3 separate regions of the Homo sapiens genome follow, and all the other regions are linked to region 2. The links are chromatin loops, found by intact Hi-C in ENCODE. Cell type or tissue: B cell. All regions are shown on one strand. Links, peaks and the distances in the headings refer to the core of each region. The heading gives the core; the rest is flanking DNA.

Evidence for each region. A loop is a pair of places that touch in the nucleus more often than their neighbours do. Peaks named below come from ENCODE experiments on the same cell type or tissue, not always from the same donor. Only the 100,000 strongest peaks of a DNase experiment are listed, where the experiment ranks them.
Region 1: it touches region 2 in a loop (6-fold over the local background); 8 of 110 quality-filtered maps call a loop at or near these places.
Region 3: it touches region 2 in a loop (27-fold over the local background); 64 of 110 quality-filtered maps call a loop at or near these places.

What each region holds. Positions count from the first base shown.
Region 1 is chr11:7,350,513-7,357,272 of GRCh38, reverse strand. All of the region lies in intron 3 of SYT9 (synaptotagmin 9), which reads right to left. Among named protein-coding and RNA genes, the nearest start is that of SYT9, 100 kb to the right of the region's middle. In B cell, for the core only: CTCF peaks have their summits at 3,880 and 4,080 (motif pointing left); a DNase peak (open chromatin) is centred at 4,062.
Region 2 is chr11:7,094,519-7,101,278 of GRCh38, reverse strand. No RefSeq gene overlaps it. Among named protein-coding and RNA genes, the nearest start is that of RBMXL2, 8.9 kb to the right of the region's middle. In B cell, for the core only: CTCF peaks have their summits at 2,653 and 2,853 (motif pointing left); a DNase peak (open chromatin) is centred at 2,838.
Region 3 is chr11:7,440,210-7,446,969 of GRCh38, reverse strand. The region is part of intron 6 of SYT9 (synaptotagmin 9); the gene reads right to left. SYT9-AS1 (SYT9 antisense RNA 1) reads left to right here. Exons shown (of 5, transcript NR_103855.1): 5 at 5,251-6,760. Among named protein-coding and RNA genes, the nearest start is that of SYT9-AS1, 22 kb to the left of the region's middle. RefSeq lists an enhancer at 4,080-4,129 and a silencer at 4,098-4,392. In B cell, for the core only: CTCF peaks have their summits at 3,973 and 4,181 (motif pointing right); a DNase peak (open chromatin) is centred at 4,189.

The sequences.
Region 1 (6,760 bases), core at 1,099-6,098, 260 kb before region 2:
AGGTAAAGGGTTATTTTTTAGATGCAAATAGGATCATATCACTTTCCTCCTAAAAATCCTTCGGTAGGTTTCCATGGTGGTTTAGGGGAAAAAAATCTCAAATACTTAACATGGCTTGATTTTTCATCACGAAATTCTCTTTGAACAACTTCTCTTTGATCCTCTTCTTCTGGTACTTTCTATTCACACCTTAGCCTCACCATAAATGCTAGTTCTTTGGGAAAACTTTCCCTGACTCTTCATACCAGATTTTACCCCTTTGGTTCAGGTTCCTTGAGTATCTTGTATTTTTTCTTGCATTACTTCTCACTATTTTAATTAAATAACAATCTGTGTAATCATTTGCTTACGGTCCACCATTCTCCTAGCTGAAACACCATGAAGGTAGGGAACCTGGAACATAGCAGTGCAGTGCCTGGCACACAGTAACAGTTTAGTGTAGAATTGTAGAATGCATAAATTTGCATGTTTAATGTTACAATATGACTAGAAAAAAGTGAAATAAAAAATAACTATATTCCAAATAATAGAACCTGTAAGTGAAGCTTCTATTACTGATGATCAAAATTACTTTTAATTGCATCTACTGTAAAATGTGACAGTTGTCTCCAAAGGACTCATAAGGTTCAAAAAGTGGCTTTTGTTACTATCTCCAATGTTCTCAAGTCAGATGTTTAAGTTATTAAATCACAAAAGGAAAGGAGCATCAGTGGAGTACAGAAAAGTAATGTGCAGCAGGGTGTCTTCTCCTCCTTCTTCCCTCCCTGGAGGGCTCGCACTGCAGGGAGTCAAAGGAAGGTTGGGAGGAAGAAAACAGAACCAGCAGAAGGGGCAAAGCCCCCAAGCCAGGCACAGGTTGCTAAGGCTACAGCCTTGATGTTAATTGCTCATAATTTAGAACACTGAAATACAGGAGTAGTCATTTCACCCAAGGGACAATGTGGATGCTGAATGTCCGCATTTCAAAGAAGGTATTGAAATTAAATTTTGAGAACTAGTAAAACGACTCAAGTTTGAAAGCACAAATGGTAGACTCATCAGTCTTTCCAATTAGCTTCTTGGAACTGCTTCTTCCATCCTTTGATGGGATCATCACCGTTTTTTGACTGTAACTACAGTGACCAATCTCAGCTCCTGGACAGGCTCAAATACATTATCAGTTGTATCATCCTAGACCTGAAACAGATCATGAGCAGAAAAGAAACTATCATCCCTTTGGAATGATTTAGGATTGATTCCCAAATGAAAGCAAAGGAAAATGCTTGAGTGTGACCAATTAGATTCATATAGGAAACATCTCATGAGCTCCAACTTTGTGCAAGGCCCTGGGCCAGGCTCACTGTGGTAGACACAAGACAATCAGGAAGGGACTGGGCCACCAATGAGCTCCTGGTATATTTGGGAGCAAAGACACAGCATGAGAAATGCAAGCAGTACAACTGTGGATCAGTTATTAGAATCGTGGACCTCCAATTCCAGCTCCAGGTGACATTGAACAAGTTCCACTTAACCTTGATAAGACTTCCTTTCTGTCTATATATCATTTGACCAGATGATCTCTAAGGTGAGTTCCATCAATCCCACTGCCAATCCTTCTCTTTCACTTCGCAATAGCATATAAGTGATGTCTCAAGGACAGTAGCTGAGTATTTGTTTAACTGTCTACTCAATGGATCAGACAATAACTGCAGTAGAAGCTTATGGAAGAAGGTGGGGTAACCTGCATCACATACATGCTTTTGTTCCTTCTAGCTGAGGAAGGCAGGAAAGGATTTAAGGAGAAGGTGAGATTTGAGTTGAGGCCAGAAAGATCAACAGAAGAGATACTAGGAGAAGAGTGTTAAGGTAATTCCAACAGCATTTCCCTAATATTTTGTGTTGTGGTAAACACAGGAAGCCACATCTGGTGCACACTGGGGTAACCCCACCAGGTGAGAAGGTAAGGCTAGGGGGTAAAGAGAGCCCACCTGGCCTCCCACAAAGCTGAGGGGAAATTTGTATCTCAGCATACCTGTAGGTCATTAGTGGCACACCTGTGTCCTGCAGCTGGCACTTGTGCCTGCTGGGAAACTCCCATCTAGGAGTCCGATAGCAGGAAAGAGCATTCTGCCTTTTTCAGATTTCTGGTGGAGTCAGGTGTAGAAGTGTGTGAGAAGAGTTGCAGGGAGAAAACCTATGGAAACGTACTTTTATCTTGGTTGTCGACCTTGAAGAAATAATAATTAATGTGTATCGAAAATCCCTTCTCTATTACAGGTACTAGTCCAAGCCATAATTCATTTTTTTTAACAACTTCATAGGTAAATTCAGGTGTTAATATCTTTAGGAGAAACTGAGGCATAGGGAGAAATGGTACCATAGCATCTGTGGAGGGGTAGCCTGGGAGAGTATTCCTGAGAGGCAATGCCATCACTGTGTGAAAGGCAATATCACTGTGCTTGGGAAGGTGATAGTGCCAAGTTAGATGACAGATATATTTCAACTGCCCCTGCACTCCAAAAGCTGACACTTCCAGCCTAAGAACAAACTGTAAAGCATCAAGTTGGGCCCAGTACATAAGAAGCTTCTTGCAATGAAGTAGCAGTGCATTATGCTGTAGAAAGAACAGAGAAGCACACAATCAGCAGACAGCATGGGAAAGTAGAACCTGGAATTACTCAATCTACTTAGGAGCTTTTCAGAACTGAGGAGGGGTCACATGTCAGATTAAAGGAAGGAAGTCCAAGCCTCAGGGCCTGGGTTTCAACAGGAAAAGCCCTGGTGCAGCATCCCTCAGTGTATGTTCCCTACCTCAGGCCTGTTTGTGAGGCAAGCGAGGGTAGGTGACAAGACTAGAGAAAAAAACAGATGTTGGTTCTGCCAGGATTTGGACCATCACATTCACCATGGCCTAAGCCCACTCAGAATTGTCTATAGATAAGTTTCATACTTTATCATAAGACTGATGGTGAGCCAATGAAGTGCTCTAAGCAAGTGAGTGATGTGATTTTTATGTGGATCACTATGGCTGGAGTATAGGTGATGGACCAGAAAGGAGACAAGGGGGTAGCTTAGATCAGTTGTGTCCAAAGAGGATTCATATGCCCCAGAGGTGTGCAATGTGGTGCTCTGAAGTTTGTTATTTTAAAAATAAAATAAAGTCTACTCAAAGTGAACATAAAGATGGACACAGGTACCCTCTTTTAATTCCAATCAAATCATTATTTGAAATGTAATTTAAATTTCAATCATTACTATTAATGATTCACCATATTTGGTTCATATTGTTACTTCAGATATTTGCTAATTGTAGTATAAAGCCATTACAATCAAGATAGTTCAAAGACAATATTTCAAATATACAATATTTCATCTTTATCTTAGTAAAATTTTGTGTATGTTTTTAATGTGTTCATGAAAACTAGTCAAATAATACATGAATATAATTGATAAACAAGAAAATATACATATACTGGCAGTCAGTGCATGCTCAAAATTTTTTATGAATAGAAGTGCAGTGAATCAGTCCGGACCCATTCAGGAGAGAAACCATCCAGTAATTCAAACAGGGAAAGCTTAATATAAATAAATACTATAACAGAGGATCGAACTAATGAAGGATTGGCTAGCAAGAAGTACAATGAACTCTAAAAACTATAGGATTAGCAGATATGAGGAGCAGAGCACTCAAGGAAGAGATCCTCCCTGCCCTCAAGGCTGAAACACAGACCTTGTTGGAGAGGGCACAGCCATCACTCACTGAATGGCAGAGAAGTCAATGTGGTACTGCACCAGTAGAACTTACCGGAAATCTGCCATCTAGGTGCTAGGAAAAGCTGTTCATGGGAAGGTGTCTCGCCAAGGGGGTTCCTGGGGAAGCTGCTGCCCACTGGGTGCTGCTGATTGCTATATGCTGCAGGGGCTGAGTGCCGGAGAGGCCATGGGTGTTGTGGAGCCTTGCACTGAAGCTGCTGCCCATATTGCAGGAAAGTGGTTCCTGGGGGCTGGAGGAAGTGTGCCTCCCTGCAGAAGCCTCAGGGGAGGACACCAGAGCTAGGAAGAAAAAAACCCCGTTCCTCTTGCAATGCCTCTCCTGTGCCCTCTGCTGACAGAGCTTAACATTGTTCTGGGTGGTAAAAGGAAATATATTTAAAGGTCCCAACTTGACTTTTCCAGAGCAGAAAATGAAGGGTGAATTTGAAGCTGAAAGAAAATAACTTTGTAACTGGCACATGCACATCAAAAAATTGGGGGGCACATACCCCATATATGTATATTTACTTACTTACAAGTTTTATACGTGTATAGAATTCTAACATTATGTGTGTAATAAACATACAAAAGAGAAATAACAAAGATGAGAAAATATAAATAGAAGTCCTACTATTTTATTCTTGCACCCTAGTGTATGTCATCTCACACCCCACTTTTAAGATCACTGCACGCAGTCAAGACCTTCAGGGACCAGTACCAAATGGCTTACTCTTTGATGCCTTTCTCGTCTTCCTAGCTCACAGTAATCTCTGTGTATTTCACATGTTTGTATGCATCCTGCTCTGTGTTGCTACTTCAGCTTTTCATAGGTGTGTCTCATCTTCCATAACAAGTGCAGGGGAGCACATGTCATATTATTTTGTACTATTCTTCACGGGGCTAGGCATAAATTACACAGTCATCAGAGACCTGTTAGTTCACTGAGTATTCTTAAATAACATCAATATTTACCTTAACGCTTCACTTCTGTTATTCAGATCATAACCATCGAGAAGCATCATATATTTCTGAACTTTAAACTGTAGATCTAGGTCTTATTGTCATCCAGGGATAGTAGGCAAGTGAGTAATAAAGTGCATTCGTTGATTTCAGTATTGAATATCTGCTGCACAACTTTCTGACTAGTCTACATAAACCCTCTGTCAAGCCCAGTGTAGATATTGGGGACAGGTGTGCAAACCCAGCGGCTTTGCTGGAGAGACATTTATCTCCTCTCCATCTCTGATGTGCCTAGACATCAACTGAATACAAACTCCTGAGATTCTAACCTAATATGAGTTTATGCTTCTTCAAGAAGGAAAACGCCTACTTTCTTAAAATTCATTTATGTCAGAAGTCAGTCTGAGGCAGATTGAGCTACACTGGGTAAATTCTCACAGCACTTCACAAACACATATATTTCCCAAGCCCCTCAGGGATGTTCAGTTATCTGCTGAGCTAGTTGGGATTTGACTAAATAGCCACACAATTGCTCACCATCTGGGCCATCCTCAGACCTAGACCTGCAAAGAAAAGGAAGGTCTGTTGGTCCCTCTGTGCCCTCCCACTCCCATCCTGTTCCCACCACTCCTGTAGAGTTTTTTTTCCTGGAAAACACATTTGCAAGCCAATCACCACCAGCTCACCCATACAACAGACTCTGAAATAGAGTGGTTGGTTACTCATTAATTTTTCCTTCCTTTCTCCTTACTCTCAGGCCTGAGTGTCACACTCCTGGTGATGTCTGTAAAATAGAATCTTCCCAGCCCTGGGGATTCAAATACCAGCATATCTTTCAAGTAAACTCACAATTTGAGGATATTTTGCTTGCTAGAGAAGCAAAATGTTGACAAAACATGGCTTAGTCTCATCTCAAGTTTCTACTTCCATCTTCAGAATCGATGAGGATGCTGGAAAGTGCATCATTAATCCCATTGCATCATCTTATTGAAGATGCTGGTGTGGTGTTTACAAAAGGAGATGCTTTCTTTCCCCATAAAATCAATGATGACAGGGTAAGGCTCTGGGCAGGGAATGAGCAGTCTGGAGCTCCAGTCCGACATACAGCTCCCACACAAGGAGTCCGTAACTCAGCGGCTGCTCTCAAAAGTGGGCCAGCACTGCCACTGCATCCTACATTAGGTGGCTGCCATCGGACAGGCTGCCCAAAGCCTCAGGGCCCTCTTGCACTGACTGTGGGAGCTTGACCCTGGCTAGCCACATCCCTGGTCAATTAGCATGAATGACAGATGCTTAAAAATATAACCACTGCCCCAAACGACATTCAGATAATACTCTTCTTATATAAAGACCGAGGGAATTACTGGGCTTTCAGTTTCTTTCCCCACCAAAGTTCATGATACTTAACCATTAAGAAACAGGCAATATATACCACTTCATCTTTTTCAAGGAGGTTAAAAAAATCATTAAAGATAATTTTTTAAAACCCTAGTTATTTATGTAGGACCAGGACTTTATTAGCTGGCCGCTTTGATCTTGACTTTTTTTAAGACAAAATCATGACATCATTTAAAAAATCACTGGTTTTGTTACCCTGATACTTACTTCACGCCTAATCTCACTCCATAAGTGACCATCCCTCACACATAGGTTGAGAGTGAGCAATGGGATCAGGGTCAAGAATCCACTATAAATAATTGTTTTACACATTTAGAAATGTTTTTAAAGCTAAACATTTATCTGTTTGCTTTTAGATAGTGTCAAAATGCAAGTAGCATTTATTTTCTCTCTCTTTCTACATCACGTCTTCTGGAAAAATCATGCTCTCAGGTTGAAAGTTGGTGGTGGTGGCAATAGCAATGCCAGTCACCAAAGAAGGAGCTGTGGCAGTGGGCATTGAGAGGAGAAGAGATTGGACCTGAAAGAAAAGAGAATGAGCTCTAACATAAGCCTTGAGATATGGAAGATGAAGGAAAGTGAGCCCAGGCCCCAGGGCTGCATTTTGAGGTGTGTATCTATGAGGCAGAAGTAGGCTGAGACATAGGAAAGAGGGGATAAAAACTTGTGG
Region 2 (6,760 bases), core at 634-5,633:
TAGAATATCAAACATTCAAATATATTTATGACTTCCTTAAATCAGAGAAATGGTGTTTCTTCAACACTTCTACAAAGAAATTCTTCAATTCAATGTTAAGTATTTTTGCAGTTCTACTGTCAAAAATATTTAACTGGACATAAAAGAGAAAACATGTAACAGTTTATGCAGATCCTACTTCACTTCTGCCTTCTTTTCAGGTTCACTTCTAGTCTTCAATTTTGCTTCTATTCCAAAGCAGAAGCGTATTTTCTGCTTCCAGGATGAAGTGTTTTCATTTGTACTCATATGTGAGTTGGATTGCAATTTCTAGTTAGTGTTTTTCTTCCTCACAAGGCTGAGAAATAAATCCTCAAAGATAGAGATCATAATTAGTGTCTCATATTTGCATTTCTACCCTTCAGAACCATGCTCAGCCAGTAGTATATACTGGTCTATACTAAATGAGTGAACAGAAGGCTGAGGACAACGCCAAGCACACAGTGGTTCCCTGTCACGAGCCCCTTCATTCCGCCTCAACGGAACATTTTCATGGAATGAACATTTTCGTGGAAACCAGTAAGCATCTGAAAAGTGGAACTGCATTTCCAGGCTGTCTAAATACCCAGAGTGATTACTTTCCCAAGAACGTTTCCCCTAATGGAAAATATAAACATTATGGTTTGTTTTCCCAGATCTCTGATTTTGATAGGGACCAACAAAATTGTAGCCACTGTAGAAGGTTTAGAATCTCATACAAATACAGAATAAGGTCTACAAGAAAAGGCTTATAACAATTAAATTTCCAGATACAATGGAAGGCTAAAACCACATACACTGTCTATGTATTTGTGGCCACATAATAAGACAAAACACAAATGAAAATAAGAACATTATGATGATTAAGTTCATCAGCACAAATTTGAGACTAGAGATAAAATCATATTATATATAATTTTCTGGTGTTACTGATAAAGATAGCTGATGGATAAAACAGAAGACAATATCATCTTGTAACGGGGAAATCAGGACATCTTTCAGTTTACAATCTCATACCAGATAGGAGTCAATGAATTGCTGCCTGTGAGGTAGTTGAAGGATTCAGGTAAGGGCATGATTAAACCAGGGAATGGAACACTGAGAATGGTTTAACCTCAAGTTATACCCTGACAACTGCCACTAGAAAGCAGCCATTGTGAAGGAAGTATGCCCCAACATTCTGACAAAGCTGAGCTTAACTCTGGATTTGATACCAAACAACACTATAGATTTTGTTTTTAAAAGCACACATATCAGTTCCAATTCAAGATTGATTGTGAGATTTCTTAATTCAAAACAACTGTCAAGTTAAGTGATAATATGCTAACTGTAAGGAAGCTAATGGTCAAAATAATTAAAAATAGTCAGTACCCAGCAAAGAACGCCATACCAAATATCCAGGATGTCCTCATGTCCTACCCATGTATCTTTTCCATGGAGGAAGTACAAAGAGGGAGTTATAAAAAGGTATTAACATATTGGATGAAACTAGATGTTGTGTGGGCTTTATCTTTGTTAAGTAATCTATACACTAATTTTTAATGTATTTCTGCTTCTCATTACATATTTTTCTATAATATGCATGCTTATTAGAGAGTGAATACTCCTTATTTATTAATTTTTCCTAAAACTTTAGGGTGAGAACTGAGCTACTTAGATTGATATCATAAAAGAGAGATCTGAGCTTTTATGCTATGGCATAAAAGAAATAAACTGCCATATTGTAAAAGGACATGTGAGAGGAGCACATGGCAAGGAATTGTGGGAGGTCCCTAGGAACTGACAGCAGCTCCATAGCTGAAAACCAGCAAGTCCTATAACCACATCATAATGAATATATGATAAATTATTCATATATATAATAAATGAATAAACTTTGAGGCATTTAGATGTAAACAAAATTTTAATCTTTAGGTAATAAAATTTATCAATATATAACTTTTGATACCTCCTTTACTGTTGGGCTTAGAAAAATTTTCCAAAACTCAATTATATAAAAACACAAATAGATCTTCTTCTAAACTTTTTGTTGTTTCTATTTTTACATTTAAAAAGTTAATCTGGCTGAGCACAGTGGCTCACTCCTGTAATCTCCAGCACTTTGGGAGGCCGAGGCAGGCGGATCACCAGCCTGACCAACATGATAAACCCCGTCCCTGCTAAAAATACAAAAATTAGCCAGGTGTGGTGGCACATGCCTATAATCCCAGCTACTCAGGAGACTGAGGCAGGAGAATTGGTTGAACCCGGGAGGCGGAGGTTGCAGTGAGCCGAGATCACACCACTGCACTCCAGCCTGGGTGACAGAGCGAAACTCCATCTCAATTAAAAAAAAAAAATTAATCCACAATTTTGCAAGTTGAAAAGAGTTCTATGGATGGATGGTGGTGATGGCAGCATAACCATGTGAATGTACTTAATGCCACTAAACTTGTACACTTAAAAATGGCTAAGATGGTAAATTTTGTCATATGTATTTTACCACACTTAAAAAAAAAAGTTAAAATCCTACCTAAAAAAAGTTAATCCACCTAGAACTCATTTTGGTGTATAATGATCAAAATCATTAGGACTTTTTTCCAAAGTGGTTAGCCAATTAAATCAGCATCAGTTATTGAATTACTTTTCCCACCAATTTGAATGCTTATATATACTTGGATATACTTCTGGTCTTTTCAACTGTACATAACTTGCAGTACCTGATTATATGGGGATTTCCAGTTAAAAGCATAAGCAGCACCTAGCCTAAATCCACAGACCCTAGAGTTCAAGTTCCAAGGGGCAGGTTCAAGAAAGGAAACATAAAGCACCAATCCTTGAGCTTTTAGTGACATCTAGTGGACTGTTATCATATGGTAACTTCTGTTCCGTGTCAGGAAGCATGCTTTCCTCCACTCAGCTTCTTAATCAACTAGGGCAATTTTAAATACAAATAAAAATGCAAGCCTTAGTATGTTTAGATGGCTCTCTCCCTCCAACCTTTCTCTTCGGTCCATCTCTCAGGTGCCAAACTGCAGCTCAGATAATCACTCCCATCTTCAGAAGTTTCAATAGTTTCCATGTAAATTAGCAGAGATGGGATATAAAATCAACAAGATGAAGACACTCCTAAAATTAATTACAAATAGAAACAAATGAACCTAGCTGTATTTAAAGTGGATAACATACACAAATGAAAGAGGAGTTTCCCTGTTTCATGGAATATCTTGAAATTTTACCACCTCTGGAAAGCCTCCTCATCAGAATTAATTGGTTTGCTTAGCACATTGCCCATGCCTATTTGATAACATTTCTTGCTCTGTTTTGCATTTTAGGTAGTTTATGCAGAAAAATGTTACCCACACTAAACTATGAGTGCCTGAAGGATAAAGAGGGTCTGATTCATCTCAGATTCAAACAACCCTGATACCTTTAAAAGCTACTTTATCTGTGAACTTGGCTCTGAGACTTTAAAGGGGGTATCAGTAGTTACTCCCAGGGCATTAATCCAGCCAATACTTGTCTTTTTCCCAACTTCTTCATTTCATCTGTTTTTTTCTTACTAGTTTGACCTTGAACTGATCTCACATTATTTGCCTCTCCTATTTGTTGATTCACATTCTGTGTTTCTCATTTCCCCTCTCCTGGTAATCAACCTCAAGATATGCTCTCTTAAATTAGTGTCTGTTAGTAATTCACCTGCATTCCTTCACCTTTATTTATATAGCACAAACTCCCAGCGAAAACTACCTTGATGTCAAAAGAGAATAGGTATAAGAAAATCAGTCTTCATTCACTGAGGGTTACTATGTGCTACATGCTTTTTTATATATTATCTCATTTAATTTTCACAGAAATTTAGCTCTTATACATCCTTCACATCTTAGTTCAATTATCACTTAAGGATGCATTCTCTAGGTGTCCTATATATAGTGGTCCCCAAGCTTTTTGGCACCAGGGACCAATTTTGTGGAAGACAACTTTTCCAGGGACCAGGGAGTCGGGGGAGATAGTTTTATGATGATTCAAGCACATTACATTTATTGTGCACTTTATTTCTACTATTATTACATTGTAATACATAATGAATTAATTATACAACTCACCATAAGTAGAATCAGTGGAGGCCCTGGGCTTGTTTTCCTGCAACTAGATGGTCCCAACTGGAGGTGATGGGAGACAGTGACAGATCATCAACTATTAGACTCTCATAAGGAGCATGCAACCTAGGTCCCTCACATGTGCAGTTCACAATAGGGCTCATGCTCCTGTAAGAATCTAATGCTGCTGCTGATCTCAAAGGAGGTGGAACTCAGGTGGTAATGCAAGTGATGGGAGCGGCTGTAAATACAGATGAAGCTTTGCCAGCTCGTCCACCACTCAGCTCCTGCTGTGCAGCCCAGTTCCTGGCCCAGGAGTTGGGGATCCCTGTTATACTACATCAAGCTTTTAAAAACATGTCTCATAGTGCTATGTATCTCTCTTTCATAGTGCTTGTCATGGTTAAAATGTTGCTTTTTGTATGACAATTTAACCAGTCTATCTTACCTTTTGAACACTGTTCCATGTGAGGATTAACAATGTCTACTTTGGCTCACCAATATGTCTCCATTGCTTAGCTAAGAGACAAGGATTAATTTATCCAAAACTAATCCTCAGTAGATTGGCATCCTGGAAAGGATTGGCCTTCTGCAAATTTCACTGAAAGCTGCTTTTAGCCCATTTTTAATGCAGTCAATCATGGTCAGCTGCACAGCCTGGGCCACAGTTACCCCTGCAGCTATAATGTTAGTACATTCTCAATCTTGAATGCTGATGTAGCAAGTCCTGCCTCTAGTTTGCTTTGCTGCCATACAGCTTCAATTACAAGACTTTGACTCCAGCCCTTTACCACCTTAGATAAAAGTATTATTCACAAAAAACATGTTCTTCTCAGCCCCATTTATATTCTACTGTCTCTCCCTTCTCCAGCTGTTGACTGCAAGGTTCAGTGACCCATTGTCAACCTGTCTAGGGCAGACTGATGTTATTATCAAGTCCTCAACTCCTGCAAATCCACAACCACGAGCACTGAAGTGACAGGGTTATAGCTATTTCTGCCATGACATATTGCTATTATATCCTAACCCCTAATTATTCCAGGGTAGGGGCTGGAATCTCCTATATTATGCAACTCAAAAGCCCCACAGCCCAAATGTGGGAGTTCCTCTCCCAAAGCTGAAGTCCAGTCATGCTAAATCTCTGTGTATTCCCACAGAATGCATCTGGGCAACTAGCAAGTACTACTCCACTGTCTCTGTGAATCGTCCTTAATGAATATTAATCTGGCCAATAAGTATGATTGCATTCTTGTCCCTATTTTATAGATAAGGGAAAAAAACAAAGAGCAACCTGACCAAGATCATTCACTAACTGTGATCTTGGTGCTGCTTTTCTGTTTGCCTTAGTTGGCGTGATATTAGCACAGCGTTTGCCATTTGGTGGGTACTACATAAATAAAAATTAGATTCAATGAATAAATGGATAGATAGACAACCAATCTCATGAGGGGAGCATTCTTGACCCTATTTTATAGGTAAGGGGAAAAAAACACAAAGAGTAATTAAGTAACCCGACCAAGATCACAGTTGGTGAATGGTGGACACAGGATTTAAATTCAGGTCTACAAGATTACATATTACTTATTCTAAATTACTACACTCTTCAACTCAGAGATTTCTCTAGGTGCCCCAAAGCCTGAGTCAACTGTAAATAACAATAAAAACAGCTACATTTTTTAAAAATCTAGGCACTGCACTAGGCACTTTATTTCTGGGGCAAAATTGAGTCTAAGCCAATTATGCCAGAGAGCAATAATTCTAAACCCTAACAGATAAGAAGGAATCAAGCCTTTATAATAACATCAACCTGCTTTACTTCTGACTGGTTAGGAATGGGGCACTGAGCCCATGGTGGAAGTTCTGGTCCCCTCAACTGAAGAGGTGAAGAAGAAAGAGGCAGCAGAAAATTAATGGGGACTATAAAGAGTCAAATATATCTCCAAGATTTCAAGCTGGATGAGTGCAGCTTGAGTAAATACAATTAAAACTCTCAAGTGTACTTTTTCTGAAGACTTTTGAGTATAGAAGCAATTTTACTAGGAATATAAATGATAAATTCCAAAGGAAAGTCTGTGCTACTGCTTTGCAGAATGCCGTAATACTACCACTTAACGAACCCCACTGCATTCCAGGCACTGTGCTGGGTGCTGTATATGAGTCATCTTATTTAAAACTTCCATAAATATGATGAAACTGTATTATCACCACACATGAAAAAAACGGAAGGTCTAAAGTTTTAAGAAAGTTGTCCAAGCTACATGAATAACAGAATGAGAGCTTCTGCATATGATCAAAAGATTCTCTCTCTACTATAACAAGCAGCCTTCAAACCTGAGAAAGCTTTACTATTTCTTCCTACTGTTTTCTCTAAAATTTTCATAATAGGTCCTCATATTTTTTATTCCCCTTGAGCACTTTAATAAATATGATAGTGAGATGCATTCAACAAGGACATCATTGCTATGTCGTTCCTCTAATTTTCTGTGCTTGATATGTTCATTCAATGTCACTCACAAAATATTTATCAAAATCATTTTAAAATCATTCTTAGATGTGCTACACTGTAAGAGTAATTAGCTTCAGAATAAACTTCACCACAAATAGAACATGTAGGTTCTGAAAGAAATTGCCATGAGCATTGGATATCATGTGTGCACAGCAAG
Region 3 (6,760 bases), core at 1,140-6,139, 350 kb before region 2:
AGGTGGACAGCCCTGGCGATGCTGATGTGTCCCATGCTTCTCTCCCAAGCTCCCCTCAGGGATTGGGTCCTCACTGCCCAGTGGATCATTCATGATTCAGCAGTGATTGCAGGAGGCCTGCGGAGCTGACCAGGGACCAAAGTGGGCTCACAGACAGAAAGGGCAGGGCAGGAACCACCTACCCACATTCTCCAGGAGGAGGGGAGGAGAAGCAAGGAGAAATGAGGGTATTGGTCTTCCGCCTCTGGAGAGGGAGCTTGTGGGCATCCCCTCCTGCTTCCCCTTGAGGGAATCAAGGCAGAGAGGCTGGGGGGGATGGCCAGGGAGGGCTTTTTCTTCCCTTGCTCTGGGAAGTGCTAGGATCTACGTTCCTAAAAGACCATCCTGTGGTACCTGTGGTATACCACATGCTAATGTTTGGGATCAGGAAGTTGTCATGTTGTCACTGGCTCTGGAGATCACTGGACAGGAGGACCAGCCCAAGAGTAAGCCCTCCTGAGAGTTCTCAAAGCAGGAGAATCAGTGTTTCTGGCCAAGACTCCATAAACCTCATGAAGCCTGGTTTCTCCTTTAATAATAATGATACTAATAATAGCTAATATCCATTGAGCACACATTAGGTACTAGGCACTCTTGTAAGTGTTCTGCATTTATTAACTTATTTAATTCTTACAACTCTCAGAGGAGGTTAAAAATTAATCTTCACTGTACAGTCCTTCCAACGATAACCATGATTATCCTTGAACATAGAGACTTGATATTCCAGCTCCATGATTTCAGCAGTTGGGAGCTTTTCATTTCCTTTGCAGCCCTTGGCTCGGTGATAGGCACAACTATAAGGTCAAGTGGGTGTTTTTCAGGCAAGTCTGCCACGTGGACTTGATGCTGTGCCTGGGGCTGGTTCCCAGCTTGGGGCTCCCACATAGACGCGGCTTATGCCAGGGCAAAAGCCAGCCTTGTGACCAGTTCTATGCCAGCTACAAGAGCTGGGCTTTTTAGTAACTTCAGCACAGGAGCCACGTACCGTGTACAGTAGGGTAGGATTGTCTGAGCCCAAACACTGGCCAGAGGACTAGTGCAGCCATCTGGAAGAGTCAGCTCACAAAGAGGAGACTTCCTCAGGGCCCCACTGTATAGACAGTGCCTCTGGGATTCCAGTGTTAGGAACAGTCTGAAGAGGATTCAGCCCAAGACTCCTGTCTATTAGAAAAATTGCCTCCCTGGCTGAAAGAGGCCAGGAAGCAGTTGCATCCCTGTGGGCCGTCTTCCCAGATGCTGCTTTGTGTGGTGTAGAAAAAAACAAAAAGTGACTTAGGTCAGAAACTTGAGGCATGACTATATCCCACCGTCAGCCAGCGAAAGCCCATGAGAAAGAGAGAAAAGGATGGTTGGAAGTGTAGGAGGAGAACAGGCATATTCAGGGTACCAGCAGTGCAGCAAGGTTTTTGGAGGAGCACCAGGCTGGAGCCATGAGAGGGTAGGGTCAGGGAGGAGGGGTACAGAGGGGGACTGCAGTCAGAGGTTCCCAGGCGACCATCCCCAAGGGAAGTCAAGGTCAGAGAGAGCAGAGAGCAGCCGTGGAGTCCAAGGCTGGACAGTGAAGCCCAGGGGCAGTCCCAGCCCATGCCACATATGCTTTCAGAGGCCCTGGTTCCCGCTGAAGCACATTTTTGGACATTTGATTTCTCCCTTCTGCCTCTCTCCTTTTCTTGTACATACATGTATGTTGAATAATATCAATTATCAAAGTTTACCTAGCATCCATTAAGTTCCAGATGCTGTGTTAAACATGTTACATTCATTTTTTCATTTAAGTCTCACACAGCTCTGTGAGGTAGGATCTATTGTTGTGTTGCTAAAGAGTGGAATAACCTGAGGTTTAGAGGAATTTAGAAACTTGCTCAAGGACACACAACTCAAAAATGGCAAAGCCAGAAAGTGAAGCCAGCTCCAGCACTCATGCTTTTAAATACCACACTCTCTCCTGGGTTCCCAAAGTGAAAAGACCCCATCCTGACTTTGATAAGTGGATGACAGCCCAGGGCCCTAGCAGAATCCCAGCAGGGGAAGACTCTCCTGGAAGCTCCTTGGCAAAACAAGCCACCCTCTTGTCTGTCTCCAGCCACTGACCTCTAAGTCCCAGTGCTAATCCTGCTTTGGAAAATCACAAACTCCATGGGAGATCAAAGGCAAAGTCCCAGCTCCCGCCTATCAATCCATTCCTGCTTGGCCCTTTATGTGGTGCAGGCCCCCAGGGAGGCAGCAACCACAAGCCAGGAGATACTCTCGGCTCTGCTTTCATAGAGAAAGCCTCCATTGGCTATGGAAATTGGGCAATTTTTCACTTAAAACCATCTGAAAACAAACTTCAGTGCCTTCAAAATTATATATTCACAGAACATTTCTAGACTCTGGAATAGGATTAGATGGTAATGATTTAATTGATGGTTAAGTGTGTAGATAAAATGAATATGCTGAATTCTTTCCGTAATTATCTCTCCAAGGAGCCCCAGCAGCTGTAATTACTGTCTGAGGCCAAAATTATAAACCAGCTGTAGTTTTAAGCAAAATACATTGCAGCCTCCACTGGATCATTGAAGAAAAGTCGGTCACGACCAGCACAGAGGCCCACTAGGACCCATCAAAAAGGGAGCACAGCCCTTGAAGAAGTTCATTCCCAAACCTCAGGGAATATGTTCTGGCAGCATTGTTCTACATCCTGGTGCCTCACTGTCACTGCACGCTGCTCTCTCCTTGCAGCTGGAAACCCTTCTTCCTCCCCTAGGAAGATTTCTCAGACCTGTCAGTTCATACTGATCTCTCACCCTGAGGATTAGAGAGCAGGCTGAGCAAAAAGAGGCACTATTAAATCTCAGCCCAGGGAGGATGGAGGAGCCCTCATCGACCTGCAGGTAGACTGGCAGTCTCACTACAACTCAGAGTCTGTACCCTTTTTGTAGCCAATAGGCCAAATTAGGTTCTAAATCTACTTCTATAGTAACTGGAATGTTACTTCTATAGTAAACTGGAATGGCTGCTTCCACTGATCAAATGAATCCAATCATGACCAAATTCTCTATAGAAGCTAAGCTCTTGCCTGAATAGTTATGCAAAATCCATGCATTCATTCAACAACCGTCACAGAATTATGGAGTACCTCCTATGTGCCAGGTACTATGTGAAGGATTGGGTATACAATGGCAAATAGAGCAGATATGGCTCCTGCACTATTGGACTGTGGCTCTTGAATTATCCTTCACTTGACTTGGAACCTGCCAACAGTCCTGTCTGGGACATTAGGATCTGCATCTGGAGATGAGGTGGTGGGTAGAAGAGAGTTTCAGGATGAAGTGGGCATGCTGAAGGTGAAGAACGGAGCACATGAGCTGCTGATTTCAGCTGAGCTGGCTGGAGACACTGGCCTTGGCTCCCAGGAGCCTTGTCTGCTGCGCAGCCTCTTTCATGCATTCAGCACTTCCTGAGGTGCCTACCATGTGCACGGGCTGTGCTCTCTGTGGTTCACTCCTTCTACCCCCTAAAACATGGACCCCATGCCCTATCCTTGCTGTGTGGAGCTCTTGCTAGGTATGACTAAGACAGAATACAGTACCAGGTAACACCATAACTGTTATTAAACAATCTAATTATTTTCTTATGTCTATTTCCTCAGCCAGATTGTAAATTCTGTGGGGGATGGGACCAGCATTTCCCCATTATACCTCAGTGCCAGGTAGGGTGCTTTGCACTTGCTCAGAAATATTCGGTTTAAAATAAATTCTCCAACTCCACTTCCAAAGGGGAGGCCAGGGGATTCCTTTTCAGGTGAACATGTTAGGCAGTCGGGTCTGCAGAACAATGAGCAAATCTAGACTTCCACAAGGGCACACCAGAATCCACTCATTCCCATTCAAAAAGTCCTCTCTCTCATTCTCATTCCTTCTTTCATTCTCATTCTCATTCATTCATTATCTCTCTCTCTCTCTGCTTTTCTCCCTCTCTCTCATTTTCCTCACTAGACTGTGTACTCCTGGAAGGCAGGCGCCATGTGTTTTTATCACTGAATCCTCAGTGTCTGGACATCGCGTGGTACACAGGGCCCCTAAATACTTTTTTTTTGAATGGATGTATCAATGAACCCATCAGAGTCCTGAAGAGTTACCTGCAGTGATGTCAATGGCCAGGGGAGGGCAGCAAAGGGCAGCAGAGCTGATGGCAGAGGCCCTAGGAAAGGCCTACTGCTCTTTGAGAGACAGATGCTTGTCATTGGGTCAAGGAACCCATTACCCATGTGAGTATTTGGAGATATTGAGAGCCCCAGGACTGGAGAAAACGGCTGACAGGAATCCAGAGAAGCCCAGTGTCATAAAGGAGGGGGACCAATTTGAGTGGGGAGCTGCAGAAGTGGGTGCCCAGTGCTGGGGGTGAAGGTGTGTGGAAAGAGGAGCTGAAATCCCGATTCCCAGCAAGATAGTCTAGAGTCACAGTGTTGGCAGCACGAGTCCTGTGCTGAGCTCTCTGGGACTCCAAACATGCCTGAAGGGCTTTGCCTCTCTGGTTCTTGAAATGACAAGTGTTCCGAAAGACGGGTCTGACACCATCCTCCACCCTGGTTTGCGCTGCAGAAGAGTGGGAGGAGAGAGCCAAAAGCAGGCCACAGCTGTATGTGTGTGGAGACGTGTTCTCCAGCCCCTCTTCGAGTCCCACCACAGGGGTGGGAAATGGCAGCGTTGGGTCTGTAGAGGAAAAGCTCCTCCCCTCAGCCATTTTCACTGAGAGCAGAGCGTTGATGGCATGTGCAGAGACATGGCAGGAGGCGGTGGGGTTCCTGGGATCATCTCTTATCTGGAGAGTTTCTCAGTGGGCGCTGCTGGTCTGGCAAGCTTTGAGATTCAGATTTCGTTTGCTGCCCTGTGGTGTCTGTGCTGGCTTGAGCTTTTTGGAATAGGCTACAAAATGGTTTGCTCCCAGGAGGTGGATAATGGAGTGCAGAGTTGTCATGAGAAGAAACAGGGTGCCTGTGGGGGAGAGTCATAGCTGGAAGGTTGGCTGGGTATTGCCAGGGGAGAAGGGGATGGTGTTTTTCTTGGTGTCCCAGAAGAAGGGATCCATCTCCAGGGCTGAACCTGTTGGGCCCACACAGTCCCATTCCTTTTGCCAGTGACTGCTTCAAAAATTGGCATACTTCTGGCCATGATGTGTAAGGAGCCAGTTTGCTGGGCACTTGAATAATTTTTTCCTTGCTCTTAACAGAGAGCTACAAGAAGTGCGTTTTCCTGTGGCTACTTTCATGTCTGGATGCAATGCCTAGACCTGCATCCATCTTGCGACCAACCTGAAGATGAACAGAAAGGAAGGAAGGATGGCCCAATAGCCTGGGAAGAACTGGTGTTCCTGATACCATCATTAACCACAGAATCTACAATCCCGGAACCCCCCATCCTTAACCATGGAATCTACAATCCTATCTCTAGACCCTTTGTCCAGATGCTACAGTTTCTTTGTTCAATCTAGTTTGTGTCAGGATTTCTGTTCATTACATCAAAAGTATTCTAATACTTGTAGCAAAGCAACTGGAGAAGTTTTCACTTTGTCTTTAACCAAAGAAGACTTCCAGGAAACATCTCCTCAGTGGGTTTCTCCCTCACCACTGGATTTTTATCTCTGTACTAGTGCTTTGATTTGTTTTAGGAGTCTCACCTCTCCACCTGTCATATTTCCCTGGCAGGCTCATTTCTGCTAATGCCCACAATATGTGTATCAATGAGCTTTCAACGTTAGGTACACAGCTCTTCAGGCATGTATAGCACATTAATCTGTCTGCTTCTAAGTGGTCTGTTGACATGTTTGGGTGCCAGTTATATCTACAAGGCTGTGATCATTGTCCTGGGTTATTCTGTTTGTTCTCTCTGCAGGATGCATTAGGACACCCAAGGCCATGGCCATCACTTACATCTAGGATTCAATCTTATCTCCTGTGAATCACTGGAAACCTCCTGTCCTGGAACCCTTTTTTTCCACATCCCACTGGATGTCATTCATAGCAACTGGTCTTGTGGGTTGTCTATTTTATTGTGTTGTCTTACTCTTCCTCCTGGTATCAGTTTTTAAATCCTCTTGATGAGATCAGCTGATCAGTCGCTAAGCAACATAGTCCCCCATGTCTTTGTAAGATTCTCTGCACTCATGGCTAGAATGATTTATTCTGGTATCTTAAGCTGTGTTTCAGAACCTCATTCTAAATATCAACCTATTCTTGTAAGTCCACTACTGATCATCTTTAGATATTCTTCAGTCTTCCAGAGTTCCAAAGGGCAGTAGGAAGAAGCAATGAAAATACCACCTGTATTCTCACATCTTTCATTGTTCCACTCAAAAAATACCACCATGTTCACTTCTGGTGGAACGTTTATGTCCATGAGAAGCAGTGGCTTTGAAGAGTTTTGGCAGACTATGGCGCCTTACTCAACATTGGGAAGGTATCTTGCCATCAGACCTTTTGGGTCTCCATGAAACTTCTTATACCCCCTCTGGGAAAAGTCACTAACTGTGATCTTACTGAGCTTCTAAACACAGCATTTTTTTTACACTTAAGTGAGCGGGGGTCCTCCTCATTTGTGCTTCTCTTCTTGTAAGGGTGACTTCCTCCCAGTAGGATGAATCTCATGCCTATTTGTGTTATTTTGCTAATTCCAGCTTCTTTTCTACTCAGGGGGGTTCCAACTCTTTTAAGGTCTCATCTTCAGCACTTCTAAACTGTGGG